6 separate regions of the Mus musculus genome follow, and regions 2, 3, 4, 5 and 6 are each linked to region 1. A link is a loop called in an ENCODE intact Hi-C map of the cell type or tissue named here. Cell type or tissue: heart. All regions are shown on one strand. Links, peaks and the distances in the headings refer to the core of each region. The heading gives the core; the rest is flanking DNA.

Region 1 (4,780 bases), core at 467-4,466:
AAGCACTGGCTCCTGGGCAGACACAGGGGCTGGCTGTGAAGGTTAGGTGACAGCAGGAAGACACCTTGGATGAGTGCTCCCTGAATGGGTTCCAGGGAGCATCTTGCACAAACCAGGAGCAAAGGGAGCCTGCACATGGTCAGAAGGTGAAGTAACGAATTGTAGCAATAGCAGTGTGGATGGAAATAGAAAAACCAACAACGCACTCTGCCTTTCCCACCGTGTCTCTGATCTCATGTTTGCATACATGTATACACACAGAAAGGCACAAACACCACACATACATGTATTCACATGTACATTCGTGTATGCATGCATACCACACAAACATGTATATATGTGTACACATGTCTTCATACACATATATGTATGTGGATGTATATGTGCACACACACATGCATGCATACCACACACAGATGCACCTCCACAGATGCAGTCAAACAGATGCACATATATGCATGTAAGTGCACATATACACATACATGCAAATGTACACACATGCACATACAGCTCCTCTGCAGGAGTCTGCTTGTCAGTCTCTGACCTTCTCAAGTACCATAATCCAGTGTAACCTGCTCTCATGCCTCATGTGTGTTGTGACTTATCTCCTCACAGGCGTCTGGAGAAGCCAGTGGGTTTCAGGAGATGGATGAAGTCGCTGAAATCATGGAAGCTGTCACCTACACACAAGCCCCGGTGAGCATGCATGCTGCCCCCATGAGTGAGTTGTGTGTCTCAGGCTGTTGTCAGATCGGTGAGGTTAAGTACCTCTGGGGGAGTCAGGAGGGCCCTTTGCTACCTCACACCCACACCCAAGCAAGCTGCCAATGTCCCAGGGTCACCTGCATGCATGACTATGAAAGACATGCCAAGGCAAATGAGCTTTGTGGCCTTGGAGAATTGACTCAAACCCACTGAACTTCAATTCTCTTCTACCGAGTGATGATAGCGTATAGGGTCATTGGAGAGGTAGACAAGGCAGTCAGGAGAGAGCCTCAGAAAGTCCCCGGCATGAGGGAAATAACCCTGAATGATACTGAGTGTTGTGTTGAACCCATGGCAAAGCAGCCCCCACCTCATCCCAGCATCCACATTTCTCCCTCCTGGGACTGAGTTCTGCAGAGAAGAGAAAGGGGTTTCCAAAGCCTTGAGTCAGACCATGGAGTTGCAAGGATCTCCCATCTTTTGATAATAGCAAGGAGCGTCTGAGCTGCAAGCAAAGACAGCTCCCAGGCTGGGCGCAGCACTCAGTGAAAGCTTCTGATAGAGAGCAGGGAAACAGAAGTAAGGCAGGGACTGTACAGTATAGACCTCAGGCAGCAGGGATGTGGGTGTGGCAGGTAAGAACCATAGTCTGCTAACGCTAGAAAGACTTAGACAGATGTCTATACCAGAAAGGGAACCTGGGCAAACTGAGAGCACAGGTCTCCTGATATCTACCCAACCAAGGGTGGTCTGGGTGGGATTGTGGCACTGCACCCCCAAGACCTTGGCCAATCTTGGCTGAGATGGGGAAGCTGAGGATCCAGGAGTCTGTGCACTGCTTGGGGGCAGTATTGGAGTCCTGTGTGTCCATTAGGCTTAGCCACCCATGGGCACATCCTGGCACAGGTCAGTGGGCCACATGCTCAGGGCTCAAAGCATGACGTTGCTTTGTATAGACAAGTTCATAACCTAGAGAGAGGCTAACTCAGAATACTAACAACCTGGCGGTTCCTAGAGTGACCAGAAAGTGCAGTAGGGTCTGAGAGGTGAGAGGGTCACAGGGGTGAGAATGGGGCACGGATTTGGGAGGGGAACGTGGAGACAGCCATCTTAGGACAAGCATAGAGGGCGACCAGGAGAGGAAGAGAGCTCACGGTTCTGTGGATACGATGTCTTCCTTGCACCCTGCATGGAAGGTGATCCACCATGACACCAGTGCTTCAGATATAGGGACTGATGTGGGGAGCAGGGGACAGCAGCAACCTGGAAAGGGTGTGACATTGATCTCTGAAGACCTGGAGAAGTGATGGAAAGAGAAATGGCTAGTGGCGTGGTGCACTTGGGTCTCTGAGGCAGCCCGTTCTTTTCTTTCTCCAGTTCTTAGAAACTTGGGAGAAGGGCTGTACTCAGAGACCTACCCACAGTAGGTCCTAGCCCTGTTGTTCCTGGCTACTGGCCTTCAGCAGGAGACCTAATGTCTCTAAGATAGCTTCCCCCATTAGTCCAGAGCATGCCTGCTCCGTGGATTGGTCTGAGAGGTGGACAAACCACATGGTCCAAACACTCAAGTAGACCTCGATACACAGCAGTGGTGGGTAAAGGCTTGTGGTGGTCACTGCAAACTAGCTGGTGAAGATTTCAAGAAGCCAAGGAGCTCAGGGCCAGACTCAATGCAGTTGGTTCCCTGTTCTTTTGGAATCCCCTCCACACTGGCTTGCTGGTGTCTTGTTGTGCAAACCCTCTATGGCTGTCCTCTGCTTAAGAGAACTCCCCTAGACCCACCCTGTTGGTCCCAAAGCTGCTGGTTCCCAACACCCACATGGCAGACACCATCCTCAGGATTCTTCTGTCCCTCTACATTCGTTCCTCCACCTACACATGCTCACCCTCCAGAGGGCGCTGCTGAGTTCAGATTCATGTCAGAGAGGGCTTCTGTGGTCTGTTCTATAGGAGAGGGCGTGGAACAGCAGTGTTGTTGAGGCCACATGGCCTGAAGGTGACAGAGCCACATCTTGGGCCACACCCTCACTCTACCTTAAAGGGCATCGTGGCTCTTTTTTGGCACAGGGAATTTCCCTCTTGGTCTCAGACAGCCCTTCCTTTCTCTGTCTGGCTTCTTTCTTGGTCAGAATCTCACTTCTCCATTTCAGCCTTTGTAGCTTGCTACCCTCCGGGACATGGACTCTAACTGACAAACAGAGCCAGAGACAGCCTGTCCAGCCCTCCCTGCTCGTCCTGTTTAGGGTCGGCACCTCTGCTGCCCCATGCCTTTCTCTCCTGCCGAGCCAGCTCCTGTTCATGTGCCTTTGCATATCTGAAAAAAAAAAAAGTACCTTCTGCTGAGTTAGAATTAACTTCTGTTTCTCAGCTCTGGCTGTACACATGAATCACCTGTACCCAAATGTGTGTGGAACCGACAGAGATCTTTACTAAAGAAGCCCCAGGGCTGCTTCCCTGGGGTGTTCAGCGTGTCTGAGCAAAGCAAGAATCTACACTGGCAGAGAGCTCTGAGGGTGATTCCCAGACACAGCCAGGACCTCTTCCAGCCACACCTAAGGGCTCTCGGCTTCCCAGACATACCATCTGGGACTTCCAATTCCGACAGCTCTGTGCAGTTCTGCTTGCCTGGAACCCCCACTCCACCCGCCCTTCCTTCCTTCCTTCTGGCAAATTCTTATCCACCTCAGGATCCAGGCCAAATCCTCTCCCATGAGGCCACTTGCTTCCATGCCCCTGTTTCCAGCTTGGCTCTTGCTTCTGCTGTCCTGTGTGCTCTGTGATAACAGCCTGTGAGGCTGTTCTGTGCCCCAGGGCTCAGCCCACAGCCGGGCACATAGTGGATCCACAGGAACCTACCTGTGAGTGAGCACATCCGATTGTGACTGTGAGGGTGGGCAAAAGCAAAGCAAAGCCACACAAACACACCTCCACAATAACTTGAAAAGGCACGGAAGTCTTCAGACTAGATCTGCCTACACTGTCACAGCCCACACTTGGTTCCTCGCCCGTATTCCTTCTGCAGCCAAGAGCCGTGTGTTTGAGATGAGGCACCTCACTTTCTCCACAGAGTGGGATGCCTGGAATCTCACCTTTCCCCAAAGCAGGGCCCAGGCGGCCATGGCTGCCTGCCTAAGATTCAGTTAGACTTTGGCTGAAAGGCTAGTCAATGACTCTTCCTGAGATCTCCTTGAGTAACAATAGCTCACCCTGTTTCAGGCTTGTCTCCCTGCTTTCCTCAGCCTTGTCTGCTCCTGAGGCCCATGTGTCTTACAACGTATCCTTGCTTCCAGCCATTGGCATCCGTGGAGGCCAGTCCCGGCTGGGTTTTACTGCTTTTCCTAGGGTGCTCACTCTTTCAGCACCCCTGCCTAGCTCCTGCTGTTTGGGTTTTTTCAGTGCCTGACTAAAGGCTCCTGGGCTGGTCTTCAGTATCCCTAGTCTACACCCTTTGAGCCGCTCCCTCCCTCACCACTGACCTGGTTCCTTTTATCGGATTTATTTTTATTTTATGTGTATGAGTCTTTTGCCTACCTTCATGTTTGTGCATCATATGTGTGCAGTGCCCACAGAGGCCAGAAGAGGGCACCAGCTCCCCTGGAGTAAGAACCAGTTGCACAATACCAAACAGGTGCTGGGAATTGAACCTGGGTCCTCTGGAAGAGCAGCCAGTACTCTTAACCTCTGAGCCATCTCTTCATCTTCTGTGGAATATTTTTTATTGTCCCCATTGTACAGAGGAGAAAGCTTAGGCCTGGCGAGGCAGTATGATTTGTCCAAAAATAGGTCAGTCAACTAAATAGAAAGCAGACATCCCACCCATGTCTCACAGTAAGGACTGAACTATGAACTCTGAAGTCACAGGGCTCCTCCTAACAGTCCTCCCTGTTATGATGGGCTGAACATTCACTATTTACCCAGTGGAGTCTGACATCAAGAGTTGTGCCTGATCTTGTTAGGATGTTCAAGGAGTGCTGCCGCAGCAAATGAGCCTGAAAACTTAGTGTCTTAACACAGCAGAGATGGGTTTCTTTCCCACACGCTAAGTACAACATTAAACCCTTCCACTCAACCCTCC
Region 2 (4,780 bases), core at 301-4,300, 150 kb after region 1:
CTTTCTTTCTTTCTTTCTTTCTTTCTTTCTTTCTTTCTTTCTTTCTTTCTTTCTTTCTTTCTTTCTTTCTTTCTTTCTTTCTTTCTTTCTAACTTTACATCCCAATATCAGCTTTCCCTCTCCTCCTAGTACCTTCTCATGCAGAGCCTACCCCCATTCCTCTCTCCCTTTTCCTTTGAGAAGGGAGAGCTCCCCTCTAGATAACAACCTCCCTGCCCTCCCCATCATCAGGTCACAGCAGGACTAGGCACATCCTCTCCCACTGAGGCCAAATAAGACAATCCATTTAGGGGAAAGGAATCCACAGTCAGGTAGGCAGTATATTCAGAGAACCCTTGCTCCTGCTGTTGGGGACCAAGCTGCTCTTCCGCTACATATGTTCAGCAGGCCTAGGTCCAGCCCATGCTAGCTCTTTGGTTGTGATTCAGTGTCTGGGAGTCCCCAGGGGTCCAGGTTAGTTGACACTGTTGGTCTTCCTGTGGAGTCTCTATCTCCTTTGGGTCCTTCAGTTCTTCTCCCACCTCTTCCATAAGACTCCCTGAGCTCCATCTAATGCTCCGCTGTCGATCTCTGCATTTCTTTCCATTGGCTGCTTGGTAGAGCCTCTCAGAGGACAGTTATGCTAGGTTACTGTCTGTAAGCACAACAGAGTATCATTGACAAAATAGCCTTATTTTTGAGGAAAATAACAATAACTTGCCAGTGTATTGTGTTCTGATCTGGCAGGAGTTAAATACTTCCTCATTTCTGTAAGGAAGTACAAGTAAACCTGAGAAGGAGTTTCTCCTAAATTGCCTTGCTGCTAGAGCCACGTGAACACTACAGACAATGTCTTGAAAGTATGAGATAAGGTCAGGGCACAACACGCTCAAGAAGCATGGATGCTGCAGGTGACTGACTGCCAACAGTGACCTTAGACCCTGCTTCTTCTTTTTGGCTTCTGTTAATACCTTTATGCCACAGTGTTCCTCTTCTGATATCTGTTGTGAACTTACATTGTGACTCAACTTTTGCCACCCTAATCAAATAAACATATCTCCTGCCTTCCTATTAAAAACGAACAGTGAGGGGCTGGAGAGATGGCTCAGAGGTTAAAAGCGTTGGCTGTTCTTCCAGAGAACCTGGGTTCAGCACCCATGTAGCAGCTTACCACTGTTTGTAACTCTAGCGCCAGGGTTCTGACACCTTCACACAGACACACATGCAGGCAAAGCACCAATGTACATAAAATAAAAATAAATAAATCACTAGAAAAATAGCAACAAAAATCACAACAAGTGTCATTTGTGGCTTGGTGAGAGAGGCTTGCAGTGGCCATCTTTCCCTTTTCTAATGTCAGGTGGTTACTCCTTTTTCTTTTTTCTTTTTGGCTTCTCAGTATTTTCAAGTTTATAGTATACCATTAGATTTAGAGGCTCTATTAGTTAACATCTCATTACTATGACAAAATACCTTTGGGAAGGAAGGGTTTCTTTTGTTTCCTATCTGAAGGGATCATGATGGAAGGCATGGTGACAGACTGTAGCCTGAGGCTGGTCACACTGCATCTGCAGTCATAGGGGCAGCCATGAAGTAGTGCTATCCATCTTAAGGGTGAGTCTTCTCACCTCATTTAAACTTCTCTGAACAACCCTCACAGTCACACCTAGAGGTTTGTCTCTGAAACATCCTAAATTGCAGTCAAGTTAACAGTTAAGATTACCCATTCCAAAGGCTGAGGCCGATCGGTTTTGTTGGTTTCATAAGTAGACACTAGCTGTGTTGTGAACTTAAGCTGTCTCATTAGGACTCTTATGTGTGATTGTGGGAGGAACAGTAATGGGTGGTAGGTAGTGATTATCAGTGGCTCCTAACAATTCAGTATCTAATTTAAAAACAAGCAAAGTAGTAATCACAGTCTGTCTCCTTGGCTCTTACTTTCTTCTGTTTTGACACTAGGTATCTCTCCCTCTTCCAACTGTTGAAATAACATTTTTTCTTAGTATATTGTTTCTCTTTCTCTCTCTCTCTCTCTCTCTCTCTCTCTCTCTCTCTCTCAATCTCTCTCAATCTCTCGATGGCCACAACTGGCATTGAGCTCATGATCTTCCTCACTCCATGTCCCAGTGGTGAGGTTTCAGTGTGCCGCTATACTAGCCTACTCTTATTTCCTACTATTTTCTTATTTTCTTATTCTTATTCTGATTGATGTGTAAGAAAGCTCTGATTCTACAATAGTAATTGTTCACTAAAAGGGCTTACCCAGATTTGTGATTTCAAATTCTACAATGGTGGTGACTCATTTGCATTTGAATTTTAAACCTCTTTCAGGCTTCTATTAGGCATGTTTCAAGTTACAACCCACAAGTGCAAACCACTGAACCTGTTGTGCCCTGAAGTGCCATTTGTTCAAACTGCAGTCAAGTGGATGCTGTCATCTGGTGGTCACAATGGGAACTAACTGACCTTACTACTGTTTTCTTTATTAGGTGTACCAGGCAGAACCTAGGCTTTCCATCCCACTTCTCTTTTTCTTCATCTTCATCCTCTTGATTTGGTTACCTTTGCCTAGGCCAGCCTTAAACAAAAATAGATAGGTAGGTAGGTAGGTAGGTAGGTAGGTAGATAGATAGATAGATAGATAGATAGATAGATAGATAGATAGATAGATAGATAGATTGTTAACTATAGGTATGTGAGTATATCTGCATGCAGGTATGTGTGATTGAGTACTGGTGCCCAAAGAGGCCAGACGTATAGGTTCTCCTGGGCTGGTATTGTAGGCAGTTGTGAGCCTGATACGTGTTCTAGGAACTGAACTCTGCTCTCCTTATGGCCAGTATTGGTTCTTAAATGCTGAGTCATCATTTAAGTCCGTTATGCAGCTCTCTCTGTATGAGCAATCTCTTCCTTCTTCCTCTCTTCTTAGATACTTCAGGAAATCTCCCTTTCCTGTCGTGTTCTCTAGCTGTTGTGCTTTTGAATCTTTCAGAACACAGTTATGGTTTACAGATAAGAATGTGAGCTAGTGGTGTACACATACCAAGAAAAGAACTTTAGAGATGCATGAAGAACAGTTGAGAAAAGAAAAGAAAAAAACTACAACAAACATAAACAAGCCAAAAAAACAAAAGAAAACCAACCCCTAGAATCACTAATCTCTTGTTCTTATGCCTAGCACTGATGTATAAGGACTGTGCGCTAACTGGTTGTGCAACTGGAGTTCCATCTCTTGAGTTCTTTTGGCAGAACAAGAAATACTTTGCATGGGGCTAAAGAGAAGACTCAATGACTAAAAACACTCAATGTTCTAGAGAGCCCAGGTTCAACTCTAAGCACCTGCATGGTGGCTTTCAACAGTCTCTATGTAACTTCAATTCCAGGGGATATATTGCTCTTTTCTGGCCTCCCTGAACACCAGACACACAAGTGGTAATTTTGCCATACATGCAGGCAAAATACTTGAACATAAAATTAAAAAGAAAGAAAGGACTCTTCCCAGAGTATGAAGCCCTATTATTTTTGACACCCTCCTCTCCCCCAACCCCCACCCCCGTTTTTTTGTTAGGTTTTGGTTTTGGGTTTTTGCTTTTCTCCCAAGATAGGGTTTCTCTATGTAGCTCTGGATGTTCTGTAACTCACTCTAGAATAGACTGGCCTCCTGCCTCTGTCTCCCAAGTGTTGGGATTAAAGGTACATGCCAACAAAATATAGATCTCATTTATATTTCCTTTTTTTTCCCTTTTGTCTGTAGCTGTAGGGAACATCACATTTTAAATTTTCATATGGCAAACATTGTATTACCTACTTTAAAAAGAAATATAGTTCTGTATTCTCTTTAAATATCTTAAGAGTCTTCAAAGTAAGTTGTTCTTGTATAAAAGAAGAAACATAGGCCCATTCAAAAATATGTCTGAGTCCATGTAATCAATAACACACAGACCCTGGGTTCCTGCCTGGGTCAGTATAACTTGTTTTAGTTATGTTTTTCTATTACTGGGGTAAAACACTATGACTAAAAGCAAGTTGGAGACATAAACATTTATTTCAGCTTACATTCTCAGTCATAGTTCATTTCAAAGGAAGTCAAAGCAGGAATTGGAGGCAGGAACTAAAGCAGAGACCATGAATGGACAATTTTTATTGCTCCCCCCACCCCCGACTCCCTCTGGCTGGCTCAGGTTGCTTTATTTTAGCACCCAGGACCACCAGTGTAGAGGTGGCATTTCCCACAATGAGTACTCCCCATGGTTTATTAATCAAAAAAGTACACCCCAGGCATGTCCATAGACCACTTTAGTGGGGACATTTTCTTTGTTGAGTTTCCTTGCTTCCTAATGACTCTAGCATGTGTCAGGCTGACATAAAACTAGCCAGTACATGACTTAGGGTGTATATTTTATTGAATTGTGTTGTTTCTTGTTTTCCCATCTACTTCAAAGTTAAATTGCATTTACTGAACCAGTGTAGCCTAGGAGCCTGCCAACCTTAATGTTACATTTCAGATGCATGTATCAGTTTACCAAGGAACTCTTAGCACCCACATTTCAAGTTGTTTAGGTTCCAAATCACCTTGTACAGTGAGGTTCAGTCCTAGTCTCTTTAGCCTTCTCTTTCAACACTTTAGTTCCTGTTTTAGCATCAGAGGTTTTTCTGAGAGAGCAGCATTGAAATTATGATCATCTTGTCTGGCATCTTTGAGAACTGTACAGTCTGTCACTGAAGCTTGTCAGTTCTCACCAAAGCTTACTTCAGTTTTGTCACATGCTATTGAGGTCATACTTGGCTCCCCAGAAGTTTC
Region 3 (4,780 bases), core at 404-4,403, 100 kb before region 1:
TGGATGTGATGGGCTAACTGCTTCAAGTTTCTGCTGCCTTGGCCTCCCCACAATGATGGACTGAACCTGAAGCTCTAAACTGAATAAACACTTTCTCCCCAAGTTGTTTTCTCCCCAGGATATTTTATCACAGCCACAGAAGATGAAACTAAAACAGAAAGCAGCATAGACCTCAAAACAGAAATGGAAAACTTTTGTAAACTATATCAAACAGAGGGTCTGCAGGGATGGCCCAGTGGCTAAGAGCATGAGCTGCTCTTGCAGAGGACTGGGGTTCAGTTCCCAGCACCTACAAGGTAGCTCACAACCATCTGTAACTCCATTTTCACGAGATTTGACATCTTCCGGCCTCTCTACGAGCTCTGCACTCATGTGATGCATATACAAACAGACAAAACTCTTATACCCATAAAATAAAAATAATCTAAAAACCGTGCCAGGTGACAACTAAGGACTATATTAAAAGCTTTTGCAAACGAGAATAAACAAACATCTTAATAATTTTGAAAAGTCTAGCTGGGAAGCAGCTCATGCTTTCAGTTCCAGCACTTGGGAGGCAAAGGTGGCTTTGTACACTTAAGGCCAAACTTGTTTACATAGCCCAGGACAGCTGGGCCTACATAAGGAAACCCTGTCTCAAAACAAAAAGCACACGAGCAGACTAGTCTCACATGCACCTACATAAGAAAGAGACACATGGAAAGGGACAGACACAGGGACAGGCAGAGTTCCTAACCCTTGGGAAAGGGTATCAGTGAGCAGCAAATAAAAACAACAGTGAAAGGATATTTAAAAATGATTGAGTTGCTGAGACTTAATTTTATAAAAATACCGTTGTCAGTGGGGTGTGGTGGCACAGAGCATTGATCCAGGCGCCCTCGAGGGAGAGACAGAAAGGGCTGGGAAGTGTTTTGAACTGAGAGATCCAGTTTAATCCAGTTCCACATTGACTTTGAAGCTCAATGAGACCCTACCTTTGAAAAACGAAAGCAAAACCAGAACCAAACAGGTGGCCCTCAAATAAGACCATGGGGTCAAAGAGAAGCTAGGGAGGCAAGCATTCTCACCCAGAGCTGGTGCAAGGACAAGGGATGCCCGCAATAGGTCATGGTTCCCTCAGGCAAAATGCTGGGTTCTTTGCCTCTACCCCTGTGTCTTTGTACCTGGAACTCAATGCCCTGTGTTGGTCAGTGGACACTTCTTAAACAGGATGGAGGCGATTGGGGAATATCCATCAGAACTTCAGGGTTTCACTTCCTTTCCTTTAGGGATCCCAATTCCCAAAGGTATGCTTAGCCATTAAGACAGAAATGCTTCTTTAAGATCATCCCTCAGGAAACTGGACACTACCAAAATGTCCTCAGGGCGGCAAGCCACTTACACTCAGAAATCTGCTATCATTTATCTCGTTTGAATTGCACACATTTGGAGAGTATTGAGCATAGTTGATCATGCTATTGATAACACTAAGTGGAAAAAATTTAAACTCTTTATACACCGTGATCTTGATTTTTGTCTTTTAAAGAGGTCACATTCACTAATAGTTGGCTGAAGGATTTTTTTTTGTATTATCCATTTCTTTGTTTTCTCTTAATGTTCCAAAGTTTCAACAGTAACTTTATAAAAGTACTACTTTTATAGTCAGAATAAAAGAAAGTTTTAAAATGGAAAGTACAGTTAATACCAAACTTGTGACCAGCCACAAGAAGGGCGGTGACTCGAGGTGGCATGTGTCCCACCACCACTCTCAGAGGGTCACTTTCTGGTGGTTTAGAGAATTGGCCTCTTGAGTGAACTTGATCTGGCTTTATTTAGACAACAATGGGATGGAACACTGTCATACTGGTGTTCTTTGCGTCTGTTTTTCCATGACCTGGAAAATCTTAAAATACAGTCTCTTCTTTAAAAAGAAAAGAAAAGAAAACCCACAGGTCCTTTGACTGGAATAGACTCTCCCGTGGCTCACTGGTCTGTAAAAGTCATTAGGATGCAACAAGGGGTTGACCTCCATTCTTTGTCTTAGCTGAAAATTTCCCCACGGCTGGCTCAGGATTCCCAAGAGGAAGGCAATTAAGTGACCCAGCAGGATTGTGTAGGGCCTTGGTCTGGGCTTATCTTGATTAGGAGGAAGTGGACGTCTACTTGGTCCAAATTTAGAGCACAGAAAAGAGCCAGATGTTTGAGACTATGACAAGCATTATCCCTGTGGGTTTGCCTTTCTTGCCATTTGGGGAGTGTCTGGCTTTGCCTGTAAGGGCACAGAGCAGAGAAGATGGCAGGGTCCACTTTCCAGCATGTCTGCCACAGCCTGCGTCCACAGAGAAGCTCATCTTCATGCTGTGTTGTAAGGAGCCTGGGCACAACCCTTTAGGCTGAGGAAACTTCCACCCTCCCTAGATTGATGTGGATCTGATAATCAAAGCTCCTCATTGATCCAGATCTCTTCTCGAATGGCTCCTCCCACTGCAGGAGGAGGTGGGGATTATTGCAGGTAGGGGTTCTATGTGGAAGCATCAGGAGCTAAGCACACACAGGAGAGGTGGCACACAAATGACAGTGGTCTGGTTTGAACTTTGCTAAGCATCTTCTTAGCCATGTGAACTTAGACACATAATCTCTTGCCTCTCTGCCCAGTCCTCTCATCTCCCCAGGCTGGTGGTATTGATATTAGTGATATGACTGATAAAGTTCTTAAGCATTATCTTTCTTTCTTTTATTTTTTTGGTGTATGGTAAGCATGCAGCATGGTGCTTGCTGCAGCCTGGAGTTTACAGCATCATTAACTCTTCTTTGCATTCACCCATTCCGTGGAGGAAAGTCACTGAGCTGACTGAGCTAAGCACCGTGCCAGGAGCTAGGACCTCAGACAGGATAGTACACAGGACCCTACTTCCATTCCATAAGGCCCAGTTTTTAGGGCTGAGACCCCAGTGGGAACTGCCCAATAGGACATGGCTCAGTGTGGTGTCCTGTTACCTCTGGCTTTCTCCCCTCCACAAATATACCAGGCACCTTTGCTCCTTATGGCTCAGAGGTGGAGACAGAGTGATCGGGATCAAGAGCCCATCTCCTAGACTACTGGAAACTTTCAAGGTGCAACTTAACCACCATCTGTTGGACACAGGAGCCTTCTCTGGCCCCCAAAGCAAATCTAGAGCATTGCTGCATCAGCACAGTGTTCTGCTGAATCTCTCTGCCTTGTCTTCCTTCAAAGACACTGAGAGCTTTTAAGGGCAGATTTTCTGCTTGATTCGAACCCAGGCCCCAGTGCCCAGTATGGGTAGCAGACTGAAGGTGTGTAACAAGTACTAGTTGGTTAGCTAACTTACAGGGAATGGACCACCACAGAGGCCATTGCTGCACTGCCTGTGTGACAGAAAATCCCTTTCCACCATGATGTTTTATGAGACCATGAGATTTGCTCTACAGAAACCCGAGCCTCTTCTAATCCCAGCGGCAACCCTGAGTGAGCTGAGCTTCTGCCACAAAGAAAGTGCCTGCCTGAGGGACTTGTTCTCAACATGGTTTGAGACTGTAACTTTGTCAGCACGGTCTTGGGAGAGTGAGCCCCTTGTCCTGGGGCTGGCCGAGGGCCAGTCCATTTGCTTTTCATTGTGTGGGAGATTGTTTAATGGGATTGGAGTTACTGAGGCTGATGTTGCAACAGAAATAATTGGCTGTAAGGCTCCATGTGCTTCAGGGACCGGGACACAGAGATCTGATATTTTGTTTCCTCGTTTACTTTGTGGGTGACTCAGGGATGGCTCCTTCTCTGCTCTGGACCTTGTCCAAGGAATGGTGATTGTGGAGGGGAGTAGGGGTGGCTGATGATTAATCTAGAAGGTTCCTTCCTGGTCTGATACGCCTTCTCTAGCTTTCCTCCTCATATCAGATTGATGAAGGCCAGCTCACTCAGAGTTGGTGGAAAGTGGTTTGGATGGAGTTCTGGGAGAAGGTCCAGCCTCCTGAGCTCAAGGTCATGGTTTAGGAACCAAGAGCTCAGACAAACCCTGAAGCCATGGAGCGAGATCCACCCACGGGATGGGGGAGGGGTGTGCTCAGCACATTCCTGCTGAAAAGTGTAAACGGAAAACAGACTAGAGTCCTGGGGGATAATGACCAGATCTACCAATCATGGATGTCTGGGTGGCTCTTCCAGACAGAACATGTCTAGGACCCACATCCTAAACTGAGGAGCCGTGTCCCCAGCCATCCTGCCTTAGCATGGAAGGATCTTGGGGGTGGATTTGCTCAGGACACACTCTGAGGTTCTTGGAACTTAAGACATAATGGCAGGGTCCACTGAGAAGAGATGAAACTCACTCACCCTAGATATTTATGGCATATAGGTTTAAAAAGAACTAAGATGTGATCCTGGCATGGTGGTTCATGCCTCTAATGTCAACCATTGAGCTGCTGAGGCAAGAATACCACTGCAAGTTCAAGACCAGCCTGGGCTAAGGGTGAGTGAATTTCAAGGGAGTAGAGGTGAGTCAATGGGTAGACGTACTGGCTACGTCAGTCCAGCTTCAAAAAAGAAATAAACAAAATTTTAAAAGAGTGAGTTTCAAATCAGCCCGAGCTACCGAGTGAGACCATGTCTCAAAAGAAAAAAAAAAAAAAAAACGGAAAAAGCAAAAGGAGATAAATTGTGAATTTTGCTGTTTTAACATTTTTCATCTATTCTGCTGTGCCTTCACCATCAAATTCCTGATTATTTCATGGCTTTCAGAGAAATCCTCAGTCTGTGGCAGTCAGTTCTGTTCTAATATGCCCAGCC
Region 4 (4,780 bases), core at 357-4,356, 190 kb before region 1:
AAAGAAAGAAAGAAAGAAAGAAAGAAAGAAAGAAAGAAAGAAAGAAAGAAATTAACCAGATGATGTGGACAATTCTGCAGAACTTGGTAAACAGCAAAAAAATAGGTGACAGGGGTTGGTGGCACTGGGACAAGCCAGTGCTGCAAACCATGACAAGCAAAGCTTTCAGCAAATGCTCAGGGCTTGCAAGGTCTCTATAGTGGGTGGATCTCAGAGAGAAGGTGTACACCTGGGCCTCTCCAATGTACAAAGTCATTCTGAGCGTCTTTCTCACAACCCTTCCTGTTCCCCACCTCTCTCCTCAGCTTCCGAGTCACGGCCTTCAGAAAGGTAACCCCAGGAACCCCATGTGGAGAGACATCCCAGGGAGTCTTAGGTATAGCCAGGGTTGGGTGCACAGCGAGCCAGCCTGGTATGGTGAGACCAGAGACCATGGCCACATCAAGGAAGGCTTCCTGGAAGAAGCTAAGCTTGAGAGAGGAGGGGCTTTGCTGAGAGCAGAAGAGGAGAACTCAGGCTAAGGGTTCTGTGGAGACTCCCTGCCAACACACATTCTGATATCTAAATCTCAGGGTCTCACCAGTAAGGTGGAAAGATAATCTTGTTTCAGCTTTTTATTTATTTATTTATTTATTTATTTTGGTTTTTCGAGACAGGGTCTCTCTGTATAGCCCTGGCTGTCCTGGAACTCACTTTGCAGACCAGGCTGGCCTCGAACTCAGAAATCCGCCTGCCTCTGCCTCCCGAGTGCTGGGATTAAAGGCATGCGCCACCACGCCCGGCTCAGCTTTTTTAAAAAGTACAAAGTAATGCAGAGAAGGCCCGGATGAAATCCAGGCCTGAGCCTAAGAGACCAGGGCGGATGTACTGACAGATGTGGACAGACAGAAGTGTCATCCTGAGTCTAGGGCAGCTGCTGGTGACAGGCACAGCCAAGCACTTGTTCCAGAAAGATCTGGAAGCTCTTCAAGGGGGCAGGGGCAAAGGTATACCTGGAGCAGAGGAGTATGGTGGGAGACAGCTACAGAGGTATCTGCGGACAAGGGTGAGGGGATGGAGAGGAAGACGGAGGGGGGTGCATTCTGGGGATATCACAAGCCATTGAGGGGGTACCTAGGCAGGAGAAGGCTCACCTGGAGGAAGAGTAGATACTGCCCCTAAGGGGAAAGGGACCTAGGAAAAAGGTTTTACGGTCACCTCTGCTGCCCTGGCATTCTCCACCGGTACAACCTGCTATGTGACTGAAAGCTATGCTCACTCTCAGGACTCTCCCTCTAGGGCTAGAGAGATGGCTCAGCAGTTAAGAGTACCTGCTGCTCTCAAAAAGATGCCAGGTTTGGTTTCTACCATCTGTGTCTGTACCTCCAGTTCCAGGATACCCATCGCCCTCTTCTGGCTTCCCTCAGACACCAGGCACACATGTGGTGCACATATACACAGGCGCTCATACACATAAAATAAAAACAAATCTAAAAACAAAACAAGCATTGTCTCTTTTCTTGTTTTTTTACAGCTCAGTATATTTATACGAGTCAGAAATCTAGAGATGGATTTTGCTGCCTCTCCCAACCCCTTCGCAGGGTCACACAACCACGAGGATCAACTTCAGGTTTATCCAGGCCACTAATTGTCTCTTCCTTGGCTGCTGTCTTCCTAGCCAGCCTTCCTGACTCTGGCCCATCTCTCTGCCTATTCTCACAGGTGCTGAATGTAACTTACCCGAAACAAAAGTCTGTTCCGGTCACAGTGCCCTGTGCCTTCCACACTCCTGATCATCCTTAGATTGTGGGTTTCTGTTCAGCCCCAATCTGGCACCTACTTTCTTCCTCCAATGGTGGGCTTGTCTCCAGCCCCCTCTGGGTCGCAGCATCCTCCCAGTTGTCTGACCACCTTTCATCACTATGTGTCTGCAGTGTGCTTGTTCTCCCTCGCTTCCTCGTTTTCCGGTCCTGGATAACTCTTACAAATCCTCGAGTCTTAACACCTCATTTCCACTAAAAATCGCCTCTATTCCTCCAACTGGGTCAGCTACTACTGTCAGACCTTCCAGATCAAGAATGCTACTTTATTTACCCACCCACCCCACTCATATCCCCAAAATAGGGACTTAATTGGATCCCAGTTATCTATTCGGTCAACCCCCAAAGCCAGGGTGAGTAGACAGATTCTTAGGAGACCCTTGATGCAAAACGGAATGAATGAACGTCTAGAAGATGCACTCCGCAGCCTCCACACTGTTCAGAAGCCAAAGTTTCTAACATCCCTAATCTTGTGTTTCTGAAACCGCCCTTTTATTTCCATCATACAGATGACCAAAAGGCAAAGCTCCAAGTCTGCCATTCGCACTCTCACGAGTCCCGGACTCTCTCCTTCCCGGTCCCCGCTCACCTGGCCGCCTGCATGAGCGCGCTCCAGCCGTAGTGGTTGCGGCTGTTGACCGAGGCTCCGCGGCGCAGCAGGAACCTTACGAGTGGCTCGTGGCCACCGGCCGCCGCCAGCTGCAGCGCCGAGTTGCCCGCCTCATCGGAACAGTCCACCGGCACCGGCGCCCCGGCCTCCGCTGCCCGGACCGCCTCGGGCCCTGCCGGCTCCGCTCCCGCCTCGGGCCCCGCGACCGGGTCCGCGCCTGGCTCCAGCAGGCGCCGCGCCGTGTCGGTGTCACCCTGCTCGCAGGCGCGGAGCAGCAGCTGCAGGCCGGGGGCCAGCGCGCCCTCGCCCATCGCTGACCGCCCGCTCCGCGCCGCCGCCCGCTCCCACCCCGGGGCCGCGCGCGTGCCCGCCGTCCGCAGGCCCGCCCCCTGGGTGCGCGCGCGCCTCCGGGGTCGCGCCTGATGGGTACGCGCGCGCAGGGCCCGCCTCCCGCCTTGGAGGGTGGGCCTGTGACTGTGCGGTCACTCTTCAGTCTTCCTGTTCGTTCCTACTGAATCCGACCTCTGGGCCTAGCTTAGAACTCATCTCGCATCTCTACCGACCCCAGACCGGCCCGCATTTCACTAGCGCTCCCTAAACAGTCGCAGGCTGAATCGGGACGAATGGGTCAGCCCCGTCGTTTGCCGGAGCAGCCCTGCAGTGCTGAGTTCTTCATCTGTGTCAAGCTACCCGCCCATCTATCTCTTGTTTTTGACAGGGGGGGGGGGGGGTCACCACTACCGCAGTAACTTACATGTTACAGATAGAGATTTTTCTAGCCACACCCCAGACCCACTGTCGGAAACTCAGTGTGGGACCAGCAACTGTTCTGGTCCCAAGCCCTCCTGTATATCACACAAACAGTAGGAACCACCGACTGGTCCCCAGGGCAGTCCTTGTAGCCACCCTAGAGTTTCAGATGATTATTCCAATCTACAGTAGACGAGTGACCGGGAAGGTTGTATGTTGCTATAGTCTGCACAGATCTGCAGGCGCTGCTGTGGCTAGGACTCAGGTCTTCTGACATCAAGTTCATCTCTCTTTCCGGACTCAACAAGTATGTATTGGATGCCTGTTAGTGCCAGGCACAGCTCTTCGTGCCGCGAACGTTTGCAAGATAGCATCTCTGCCTTCTAGGATCTGACCCACCCATACAGGCTATAAAGATATGCTGTGGTAATAAACTTGGCTGCTGAATGGTAGTTGAGTGCTGTTGACACAGTAAACGGAACATGAATCCAAGCAAAATCGGGTAGAAGGTGGAGCATTGTTTCATAATTGAGCCAACAAGAGAATTACTGAAAATATAACACTTGCAAAAACCTTAAGGAAGAGAGTAAGCCATGAGGACATTTTGGGGAAAAGAAGCTAATTAAGCAGAAAGCAAGACGCAGTTCACAGCATATGTGTCCTTACAGCATGGACACTTCCATAGGAAGAGACAACTGGTTTCCCTAGATGGTTAGTAGTGCCCGCCCAAACCCAGCAAGAAGCCAGACATACAAGGCAAGGCTGTTACATGTCCCAACAGTGTGTCATGATAACAGCGTAACTGTTAGGTCTGAGGACAGTTATTGAAAGTGTCCCCTGACTTCCACATTTGTTGTATGGCATGCACAGGCACACACACAATAAATAAATATGTCAGCTATGGTGGTGCATGCCTTTAATTACAGCATTGGGAAGCAGAGGCAGACAGGTCTCTATGAATTTGAGGCCAGCGTGGTCTGCATAGTGAGCTCTGGGCCAGCCAAGGCTATATAGTGAGTCCTTTTCTCAAAAACAAAACAGAATAACAACAACAACAATAATAAATATAATTTAAAATAAACAAATAAAGTGGAAAGCTGTGTAGGAAGATATTCGACATTGACCTCTGGCTATCACATACCCACATGTGGTATATGCCCATAATTATAGCACATAGTACATAAACAGCGTGCACACACACACACACACACACACACATATATGAGCAAAAGAAAAACTCCAACTCATAGCTGTATGTGGTTGCACATGGGTATAATTTCAGTCCTGGAGTGACAGAGGAAGAAGAATGGTAAATTCAAAGTCATCAATAGCTGTATAGAAGGTTTGTGGCCACATAAAACAAACAAGCAAACAAACGAATAGAAGAAGAGGCCTCCTAGTGACCTACTTCTTCCAACTAAGGTTTATCTAAGGGTCTGCAGCATCCTTCAATACACTGGGAAACCTATATTCAAAACAGAAGGCTGTAGGGGACATCCCTGATAAAACCGGGGAATAGTGACACACATGTGTATGAATGCCTCAGATACCTCGACCCACTGGCTAACAAATCCCTGCACACTGCCTTCTAAGCTTTTCCTCCAGGAGTCTTCCTGCCTGA
Region 5 (4,780 bases), core at 574-4,573, 100 kb after region 1:
CGAAAGGGTCTGCTTGGTCCTGACAGCGTGCTCATGACAGAGCTTAGCAGAGGCCAGCTCACATTGCTCTAGATCAGAGAAGCTGGCTCTGCCTGCCCACAATCTCTAGACAATAAATGCAGCTATGATTCCTAGCCACTAAGTCGTGAGGTACATTGTCATTCAGTTAGGAGCACAAAGAGTTGGCAACATCTAACCAGGACATAAATCAATAATATTTGCAGGTTAGAAGAGAGGAAAGGCTAGGACAGAATAGGCAGAAATGAAGTATTCTAGGGCTTAAAACAAAGGCTTGTTTTTTTCTTGCGCAATAGGAAATATGCATTAGAGTTGATGTAGTTGATCACCACATTTACTGGAGACCCATTTTCCTTCATTATTAAACCTAATATGAGCTATCACCATTATGCTTACAAGAGGCTGTTGTGTCTCCAGAGGTTGCAATTATGTTCCAGAAAGAAAGAAAGAAAGTGAGAGTGATGTGTTTGCTCCTTGTTTAAATGGTGTATTAGTCCTGGTCCTCTAAAGGAACAGAACTGATAGACTATACATGTAGGTTTATTAGAATGTTTTGCAAGATGTAGTTTGGGCGGTGGAACACTTGCTCGCTCACACTGGACAGGCGGAGATTCTAGGAGTTTCTCAGCCCCATGAAGCTGGGCATCTCAGTAGTCTCAGTCTGCTGTTCAAAGCCTGGAGGACGGCTGGTCTCCAGTGTGCATCTGATGCCCAGAGAAACTGTTTCTAAAGTGGGTGAAGGAAGGCTACAGTAATGGGATCCTTGGACTTGCTGGTGAAAGTGAGGGCAAGCAGGCAAACAAAGCAAAGCAAAGCAAAGCAAAGCAAAGCAAAGCAAAGCAAAGCAAAGCAAAGCAAAGCAAAGCAAAGCAAAGCAAAGCAAAGCAAAGCAAAGCAAAACAAAACAAAACAAAACAAATGCCATTTAGGGTGAGTCTTCCCATTGCAAATAATCTGCTCAAAAAGGCACTCGCAGGAGTGGCTAGCAGCTTGGGTTTTAGTAGATTCAAGTTGACAGCCAAGGTTAGTCATCACAGGGGGAACAAACTTAGCCGGGAAGGAAAGCGATTCCTGTTCCCGTTTTGCTGGACTGAACCCTGCTGCATGCTCACTCAAGTGTGGAGCTGAACAAATTGAACCCCTCCCCCTCCCCTCCTGGTAAATTGCTTTCCCTGAAGGAGTTAGGATTCTGTTACCAAGCCACTCTAGAAATGGATAGAGATGAGAGAACTAGAACCTTTGGCTCTCTGTTTCGGAGAAAGTATCTTCGTTAAGAGAATTGCCCAAAGGGAAAAGAGCAATGTACTCAGCGTAAAGGCTGAGGGTTTACCGGGTAGAGGGCAAGGGGCTAGAGTACTTCTCTCAGACAGAGCTCCAGAGCCAACTTGCTGAAAGATGATCCTCTTTCTCTTCCCCTTTAAATCAAGGCACTAGAGTGAGCATCCTATGAGCCTTCCGAGAATTTGTGGAGACTAAGATGGGAATGAACTTTTGTGATTGACTGTCTACAGGCAACCACTCATTTAGGCCTCACAACAAAACTGTGTGTATAGGTAAGATAATTCTTACTTTGCCACAAGGAGGGTGGACGGGAGGTGTGTGTGTGGGGGGGAGGGGTAACAGAAGGTGGAATGAGTGTTGAGGCTAGGGAGTGAGTAGAAATCAGGCAGCCCAGACCCATATCTAGAGAATGTTAGGATCACGAGGGTCCAGAAGTCTCTAAGGCTGGAGGCTTCGACCTTTGGCTCAACCTTTCAACACAGGTGGGTTCATTCATTTTACTATATTTAAGCAGGTGAATGTCTTCTGAAGTGGTCAGGTGCCCTGTGCAGTAGAACCTCCTGAGTAGTTTATTAGCGATGCATATTCTTGGACTGCCTCCAGAGGAGCTTAAGCAGGCATTCCAGGTCCCAGACCCAAGCAGCTGAACCCAAAAAACTGTAGAGAGTCCCAAATTTAAATGGACAGGTTTTGTTTCATTCTAACACAGCTTGTTTTCAGATCTGTAGCTCATGGAAATTTCCCCCTAATATCAGAAAGATATAATTTAAAAATAGTCTGTTTCTCCTTCTTGTTCCTCAGTTTCCAAGTGAACACACTTCATTCCATGGAAAATGTCCTGGACTAGGAAATGTGTCACAGAAAAAAATCCTCATGTTGATCAGTACAGGCTTCATAAGGCAAAGCATTGGGTTAGACTCAAGGTTAACATCATGCAAAGGGGAGGGGGCAAAGTAAATGGTATTAACTAAATATTTACTATGTCCCAGACACTGTTCCAGACACATTATGTCACTAAGGCACTCTGGACTTGTGATTCAGTCCCATTTATAAGTGGGATGGGAGCTTTTAATATTTGCAACCCATTAAAGATAACCAGAGAAAAAATTCCTATGAGATTAATTATTCATGCATAGCATAAAAATCTCTTGAGATCTTATGCAAGACACAGACTAGATCAGAAAAAGAAAAATAGGGGGGGCATCTTGGCATGTGGCTGCAACCCCAGGCCTGGGGGAGGGGAGGTGGAGGACTAAGGAAGGAGGATTCCGAGTTTCAGTCTAGCCTGGTTTGCATAGTGAGACCCCCATCTTTAAAAACCAAGGGCTGGGGGCCGGAGAGATAGGTTAATAGTTAAGAGACTGCTGCTCTTGCAGAGGAAGTGGTTCCGTTCTTAGCATCCTTGTTAGGTGGCTCACAGTTCCACTCCAGGTGTCACTCCAGTTCCAAGTGATTGGACGCCCTCTTCTGGACCCCACAAGCACTACTTGCATACGGTGCACATAGGAGCACAAGAGCTGGGGGTATAGCTTATGAGTAGAGTACTTGCCTAGGAAGTACAAGGCTTTAGGGGTGGGGGTGAGGCGGGGGCAGTCACTGGAGATTTTAGGTGTGTCAGGCTCTTTATATCTCCCAGAGAGATTTCATTAGAAGCTGGTCAAATTTAGTCCCTGTAACCTCAGGGCATTTGAGCCAGGGGGGCCAGGGGAGCCAGGGGAGGCAGGAACTGATGGTTCTGGAGTCCCAGAGAGCAGGCCTGTTCAGGTTCTGGCAGGTTGAGGACTTGCTGAAGCGTGTCCTAGCTGGAGCCGAGGAGCAGTCTCAGACCCCAGCTCTTAGCCCCCACGGTTTGCTTTCATAAGCAGGATCAAACTCTTGGAAAGTGGCTATAAAGCAATTTACCAACAGCTACTAGAGGCCGGCTGATTCCTACTACGGAGCTTTATTTAATTCCGAGTTCAAATCACACAGAAAATAACATTTTCTCCTTAAAAGGTTCTGCGGAAAAATGCTGTCGGTGCCATGCGGCCGCCTCCGTGACTGTGTTTGTGTCTGAAGAAAGGACTAGTCTGACAGGAAGAATTACAAATCTGGAGCTCATTTTGGCGTCCCAGAGGGAAGGTGGGTGGAGCGTCTCACAGTAAATTAGGAATTCAGAATGAAAGCGGAGCTGAGTTTATTTGGGTTTTTAGTGACACCTCGAAATTATTACACAGGAGTGTCGGAGACAACTCAAAGTACCTATGACTGCTCCCGCTTCGCCCCGGGGCGGGATGCTTCTTCGTAGGGCAATCCTCCCTCCTTCGAAACCCGTGGGCCTCTCCGCTTCCACGCGGGGACAGCAAAGGTGGGAGGGAAGGAGGGCGGCGGGGACCCTTAGTCTGGGTCTTTTTACGGTGCCGAGACACAGAGGCCACTCGGGGGTGTGTCTGAGCTCCACCTTGGGATTCCGAAACTGGGCTCCGACTTTGAGACTGGAATTTGGGGAGAGGACGACGAGGTCTGGGGCGGACGTGGAGTGCAGAAAGAAATCGGACTGTCTTTGCGGGGAGGCTGGAAGCCGCGGGTCTAGGGTGGGGGAAGTTGAACCCCGGACAATATTGAGGGTCCGAGTGGCGAGAGTTGGGTTTTGCGGGTGCAGGACTGTGCAGGGGAAGTCAGGGTGGGGTTGGAGTAGAAGAAAAGAGCGTGCAACGGTCACAGTCTTTCCCTGAGCAACTCTCACAGGCACACCCTGCGCTCAGTCGGGACCGTGGGCTCCCTCGGGCGCGCAGACTGGGACCCTGCCCCCACCCGCCGCGGGAGCGCGAGCTGCCCGCTGTGGCTGGAGTAAAGGCGCCCAGCGGTGAGGGGGCGTGGTCAGAGGCCCAGCAGTGCGGGGGCGTGGTTAGAGGCAGAAACCCACGGCCGCTCATTGGTAGCCCAGGGCCCCGCGGGCGGGGCTCTCGGCTAGGTCCCGCTAGGGCGCTCGCGGGCGGCGGGGGAGGCGGGGTCGGCGGGAGCCGGGCAGCCAATGGGCGTACGCCCCTCGAGCAGTTACAAAGGGCCGGAGCGAGGCCGCGGCGGCGGCGGGGAGGTGGGGCGAGGAGGGGCGAGGCTTCCTGAGGAGAAGCTGCGGCCGGGGCCGGGCCGGGCCACAAACAGTGGCGGCGGGACCATGGAGGCGGCGGCCGCTGCTCCACGTCGTCCGCAGCTCCTCATCGTGTTGGTGGCGGCGGCGACGCTGCTCCCGGGGGCGAAGGGTGAGTGGCGGGCGGGTGGCTGCGGGGCGCGCGGGCCGGGCCGGGCCTCTGGCTCGCTTCAGCTCTTTCTCAAACATGGCGCGGGGCCGGGGGCGCAGGTGGCGGCGCCCGGCCGGCCGGGCGCTCCTGACCCGGCAGGCGCCACGCGAGCCGGGGCGGGGAGGAGAGGCGGGGCGGGGGCGGTGTCGAGCGCGGGTGGCGGAGCACCGAGCAGAGGCCGGCCCTCTTGGGCTCCCGGG
Region 6 (4,780 bases), core at 520-4,519, 560 kb before region 1:
GGCAGCTAGGTGACTTTGAACAGAGTTCGAAGTCCCTCTGAGCTGCGACTTTCTCACCTGAAGGCTCCCAGGGCTAGCAAGGCGATGAAGAGAGGGATGAAGGGAGGTAGCTAATCGTTTACTGCCTGCAGAAGCTGAGAAACCTCCTGAGGTGTCAGCCATTATTATCTTTGACTTCAGAGGGTTTCAGAGTTCTGGAGCCAGGAGAAACCTTCCAGAAGCCTCGGGGGGCTGGGCTGTTTATCCCAGCAGCCCCACATCTTGGACACAGCAAGGCCAGAGCTATCACTTCAGGTAAGAATTCGTTGTTGAATGTTTTGAGTACACATTTCTTTCCCCCCAGAATCGCAGATCGGACAGGGAAGTGTGCTGTTAGCCCCAGGGGCTCTTGAGGGTACTTCTGGTCACTTTTCCTTTGTGGGTATGGAGTGCAGCACTTTACAGTGAGGGGATGTCTGTGCTTTGCAGAGCACCCTGTGCTCTAGGCACTAAATATCACGATGTCCTGTCATCTCATGACTGACACCCCCTCCAACTCAGTCTGCAAACACCAATAAGCTTCTGCAAATTTAGTTCTTTTCCTATCAGAGAAACTGAGACCCAGATAAGGACTCAAGGCAAGTACTGGCACAATCTTCTGGCCTTGGTCCTGTGTGCTGGATGGATGTCTCTGGCCTACGTCCTATGTCCAGCCTAGGCAAAGGCAGAGGATACACCACCGGGCTGTGTCCAGCAAGCAGCAAGGCATGGGTAAGCAGGGGGTGTGGCATGGGACCGAAGGGGCCTTGGGCTGAGGCATGGGGCAGCTTTGGTTTAGGGCAGCAGCCATGTGTGTTGCTTGCCTCTCAAGTGCAGCCTTCATAGGAACTGATGTCTCTATTCATGTCTCAGAGTCAAGAGGATGCCCAGAGGAGCCTTTGCATCTCTGTATGTGCATTCATGCCTGTGTGTGTGTGTGCACACACGTATGTATTTGTGTGTGCACATGTGTATGTGTGTGCGCGTGTGCATGTGTACATGTGTGCACGTGTATGCATGTGTGCATATGTGTGCGCGTGTGTGTGTGTGTGTGTGTGTGTGTGTGTGCACGCACATGTCTGCATATGTACGTGGAGATGTGGAGACTGAGGGAAATATTAGTCCTTGCTCCTCAGGAGCTCTCAAGCTAGGTGTCTGACAAAGGGTCTCACATTTGGCTTGGAACTTGACAAACTCCAGGGCTCTGCTTGTTTCTGTTTCTCCAGCCCTGGGACTACAGGCATGACATGCTCTGCTTTTTTTTTTTTTTTTAAACATGGGTTCTAGGGATTGTATTCATGTTCTCACGATTACAAAGCAGGTCCTTTGCCAACTGAGCAGTCTCCCCGGTTCTCAGAAGCTGTTACCTCTAAGTTTTCTAAGCAAAGTGGCAGAGTCTGGGGAGAGCAGAGCTAGAAGTACAGACAGGAAACAGGCAGGAACCTGAGGTACAGAGTGATGGGGACAGTGCCTTGCTCAGGAAGCCAGAGGGAAGTCCCTTCAGGAACACCACCTTCTGTGGACATGCGTTCAAGAAATTCTACCTATATCCAAGGAGTGCCAAGGGATGTTAGGGATGCTGGGACTGTGAGCAGAAACTGGCCCAGGAGCCAACAGGGAGAAGGGTAGACATCTAGTAGACTTGGGATTCCTAGGCCTTGGCCTTGGGGTTGCAGGCAAACCTTTCTAGGGGGTCTCTGCTGACATGGAAAATGTAATTATCCACATGGTCACCCAGAAAGTGACAGTACTGAATGGAGAGTGTCCCTGACGACCTGGGGAGAGCAAGTCCCTTTCCTCCAAAGCCCTATAAATGACAACATTGGGGGGGTTCCAAGATGGCAGCTCCCAGCAGGCAGCAGACACCTGCCCCACTGCTGCAGTCTGGCCTCCCGGTCAGCAGCATGGTCAGCAGCATGGGGCATTCAGGGATCCTCAGGGTGGGAGTCTACTCTCAGAAGCACTTGCCTTCTGTGAGACAGAGACAGACAGCAGAGGTGAGGAGAAATATGGGTTCCTCAGACCCTGACACAGCACAGCACGAGCTGAGGTGACGGACACCATTAAAGCCCAGGTGGAGAGACAAGCCGCCATCATTTGTCTTGTCCTCAGCACTGACAGAATGTGACCTCATCACGGCACTGGCCCACTCACAGGCAAAGCCAGTACGGGCCTAAAATTCCTCCTTTCCGGTTTCTCTGACCTCCTCTTCCCTCTCTGAGCTCCAGGGGCAGAGCCAGTGCGATTTTTGCCTCCTGACACTCCACACCCAGTTCTATGAGCACTAGCCCTGATGTCCTCCAGGCTATGAACCATTCCTAGTGGCCCCTGGGCAACTCCAAGAGGTCCAGTGCAGGGAGCTTTTGATTACCACCTTCAGTCTCTGCTCACCTTGCCCTTCCCCCTTCTCGGCCCCTCTCAGGGATCTCCACTCCACTGACATCCCATTCCACCCCAGCCTATGGGCACCCCGCTAGCCCAGCACTTGCCAGTGTGAGCTTACTGCCATCTCCCTTCAGCCTGCCACTGCTCCTGGATTTGCTAGTCCAAGAGTGGCCATAGTCACTGTCCACTAAGTGAGACCTGGACTCTTGTGTCTCCCTAGTCTTTCTGTTCCTCCTTACCTACCTAGACCCTCACCAACCAACTACATGGGGCTGCCGACACACAAGGCTGGGTGGAGGTCTGGTCCTGGCAACTCCTCCTTGGCCTGGGCTCCTGAGGCCTCTAGCACGTGTTGGTTCTCACTATCCTTCACCTCCCTGCTCCTCCATCCATACCAATGGATTCCAAACAGAAGGAAAGGTCTGAATGCTATGTCTGCCTCTCTGACAGTCCCCGTTGTTCTATCCACCCTCATCCTCTGGCTCAGCTCACCCAGGGTGGAGCTCTTCCTCCATCCTCTGGGTGCTGTGGCATGCATGCAGGCCCCAGGCCCTTCTTCCCTGCAGAGGTGAATGCCCGCCTGTCTCTGCTTTAGGAGCTGCCTCATCATGCTCTCTCTTGTCCCCCCACTTCTTGCCCTCCCTCCTGCCAGTCCTCGCACTGACTGACTACTTCGCTGTTGGAAAGATTCTGTACCAAGTTTGTTCCATGACTAGCTCGCTTCATTAGTCCAGCATCCTGGTCCTGGCTCCAGTACAACCCCCATGCTAGGGGACACTGTGAGGCTCAGAGAGGCTGAGTGACAAGCTCCAGGTCACAGACGCACGGCAAAGGACAGAGCTGGTACTAGCACCAGGGACACTAGATTCCCCCAAATCGTTGCCGTAACATGGGGTGCCCAGCGGTGTGGTATGTCAGGAGAAAGTCCCAATTGTCCCAGGACGGTGCTGTCTGCATGGCATTGTCCATGTACCTGCAGCCAGAGTGGCCTCTGTAACCTCTGGCATTGCACTGTGAAATACTTTATTCTCCATGCTTATGACACAGGGGAGAATGGGAACCCATCCTAAGCCAGCCAAGGGTAGTCCCTGTCTTAGGGGTTTCATTGCTGTGAAGAGGCACCATGATTAAGACAACACTTATAAAGGACAACATTTAATTGGGGCTGGCTTACAGGTTCAGAGGTTCAGTCCATTATCATCAAGGTGGGAGCATAGCAGCATCCAGGCAGGCATGGCACTGGAGGAGCTGAGAGTTCTACCTCTAGATCTGAAGGCTGCTAGGAGAAGACTGTTTCCCACGTGGCTAGGAGGAGTGTCTTACTGCTTACCCCCACAGTGACACATTTCCTCCAACAAGGCCACACCCACTCCAACAGGGCCACACCTTTTAATAGTGGCACTCCCTGGGCCAAGAGTATTCACACCACCTCCCTGGGTCAAGAGTATTCACACCACTCCTCTTTTCCATAGTCACCTCCTGCTTCTGCTAACCCTCTTAGGTCACAAGGTCTCTGAGGGGACAATTGCCTCTGACTTTAGGTGACATCTGGGTCCCTAGTAGTATGTCCTGGCTTTCTAGCCTCACAGTTGGCAAGGCCAGTCTCTCTCCTGCCCAGCCTTTGACCTTGAGGCAATGGGGGTACACAGCTCAGCCAGGGCCCTGCCACACAGTCTCACCACCTTCCCACTCAGTGGCTACTCACAGACGGCTCTGGCTGTCAAGTTCCAGCCCAGTGTAGCGTGAACAGAGAAGCGACAGAACTGGGGTGTGAAAAGGCTATCAGTCAGGACACTGTGCCAGGGGACCGGGACACAGCCTGGCCACTCTACTCCCATCGTGTGTACACTGCATCTTACGAGTCTCAGTTTGTGGCTTTGCCACTCATCCTGGGTATTCCATTAGCCTCTGTCCTACTCAGAACAGGAAAGCAGTGAACCCACAGCCAGAGGAATTTAGCCAAGGTCACACAGCTGCCACCTGAGCCCCTTCCTGCACTTCATGCTCCTCCCTGGGACTCTGGGCATCTCTGCTCACCAAGGAGAACGGAGGGGTGCTGCCTTGTTGAGTCTAGTGGGTCCCTTCTCCTGGGCCCTGCTCTGCTTCAAGTTGATGGTTTGTGTGTGACTAAAAGCAGCCTGCAATTCCTGTGTGCTGGCGGGCCGGTGTGCTGAACCGGAGCTGCCGAGCCAGGACCACCGCATGTTCGCTTGTCTTTGGAGAAATGTTGGCATCACCTGCTAGAGGGTTGTTCTGAGCATTCAGGTAAGAACATGAGAAGACAAAAGATGACAAGGCCGAGAGACGCACGCGCCCCATGGTAACACGGACGAGAACAATGCAGGCGTTTGCTTTTCCTGTTGTCGTTTCATGAGGC

What was found. Peaks named below come from ENCODE experiments on the same cell type or tissue, not always from the same donor. Only the 100,000 strongest peaks of a DNase experiment are listed, where the experiment ranks them.
Region 2: a loop joins it to region 1, with 5 times the contacts of the local background. A loop is called at or near these places in 24 of 42 quality-filtered maps.
Region 3: it touches region 1 in a loop (2.9-fold over the local background); 2 of 42 quality-filtered maps call a loop at or near these places.
Region 4: it touches region 1 in a loop (2.8-fold over the local background); 2 of 42 quality-filtered maps call a loop at or near these places.
Region 5: a loop joins it to region 1, with 2.2 times the contacts of the local background. A loop is called at or near these places in 26 of 42 quality-filtered maps.
Region 6: a loop joins it to region 1, with 2.4 times the contacts of the local background. A loop is called at or near these places in 3 of 42 quality-filtered maps.

Annotation. Positions count from the first base shown.
Region 1 is chr4:47,248,541-47,253,320 of GRCm38, forward strand. It overlaps Col15a1 (collagen, type XV, alpha 1), which reads left to right. Exons shown (of 40, transcript NM_009928.3): 5 at 616-696. Gm52733 (a long non-coding RNA gene) reads right to left here and starts at 3,537. Exons shown (of 3, transcript XR_003955398.1): 1 at 3,388-3,537; 2 at 2,592-2,649; 3 at 690-2,000. In heart, for the core only: CTCF peaks have their summits at 2,588 (motif pointing right) and 4,273 (motif pointing right); DNase peaks (open chromatin) are centred at 2,641 and 3,361; H3K27ac peaks cover 489 bases.
Region 2 is chr4:47,397,629-47,402,408 of GRCm38, forward strand. The region is part of intron 4 of Tgfbr1 (transforming growth factor, beta receptor I); the gene reads left to right. Among named protein-coding and RNA genes, the nearest start is that of Gm32435, 25 kb to the left of the region's middle. In heart, for the core only: a CTCF peak has its summit at 2,416 (motif pointing left); no DNase peak of the experiment used is centred there; H3K27ac peaks cover 315 bases.
Region 3 is chr4:47,148,076-47,152,855 of GRCm38, forward strand. No RefSeq gene overlaps it. Among named protein-coding and RNA genes, the nearest start is that of Gm52731, 39 kb to the left of the region's middle. In heart, for the core only: no CTCF peak of the experiment used is centred there; DNase peaks (open chromatin) are centred at 2,056 and 3,906.
Region 4 is chr4:47,054,561-47,059,340 of GRCm38, forward strand. It overlaps Anks6 (ankyrin repeat and sterile alpha motif domain containing 6), which reads right to left and starts at 2,746. Exons shown (of 16, transcript NM_001356426.1): 1 at 2,389-2,746. The coding sequence starts at 2,720. In heart, for the core only: no CTCF peak of the experiment used is centred there; a DNase peak (open chromatin) is centred at 2,831; H3K4me3 peaks cover 1,694 bases; H3K27ac peaks cover 1,078 bases; H3K27me3 peaks cover 479 bases.
Region 5 is chr4:47,348,856-47,353,635 of GRCm38, forward strand. It overlaps Tgfbr1 (transforming growth factor, beta receptor I), which reads left to right and starts at 4,367. Exons shown (of 9, transcript NM_009370.3): 1 at 4,367-4,541. The coding sequence starts at 4,457. It overlaps Gm32435 (a long non-coding RNA gene), which reads right to left. Exons shown (of 3, transcript XR_390551.4): 3 at 3,459-4,780. In heart, for the core only: a CTCF peak has its summit at 2,783 (motif pointing left); DNase peaks (open chromatin) are centred at 3,046, 3,396, 3,526 and 4,276; H3K4me3 peaks cover 1,778 bases; H3K27ac peaks cover 1,690 bases.
Region 6 is chr4:46,692,499-46,697,278 of GRCm38, forward strand. All of the region lies in intron 13 of Gabbr2 (gamma-aminobutyric acid (GABA) B receptor, 2), which reads right to left. Among named protein-coding and RNA genes, the nearest start is that of Tbc1d2, 45 kb to the left of the region's middle. In heart, for the core only: no CTCF peak of the experiment used is centred there; no DNase peak of the experiment used is centred there; H3K27ac peaks cover 292 bases; H3K27me3 peaks cover 535 bases.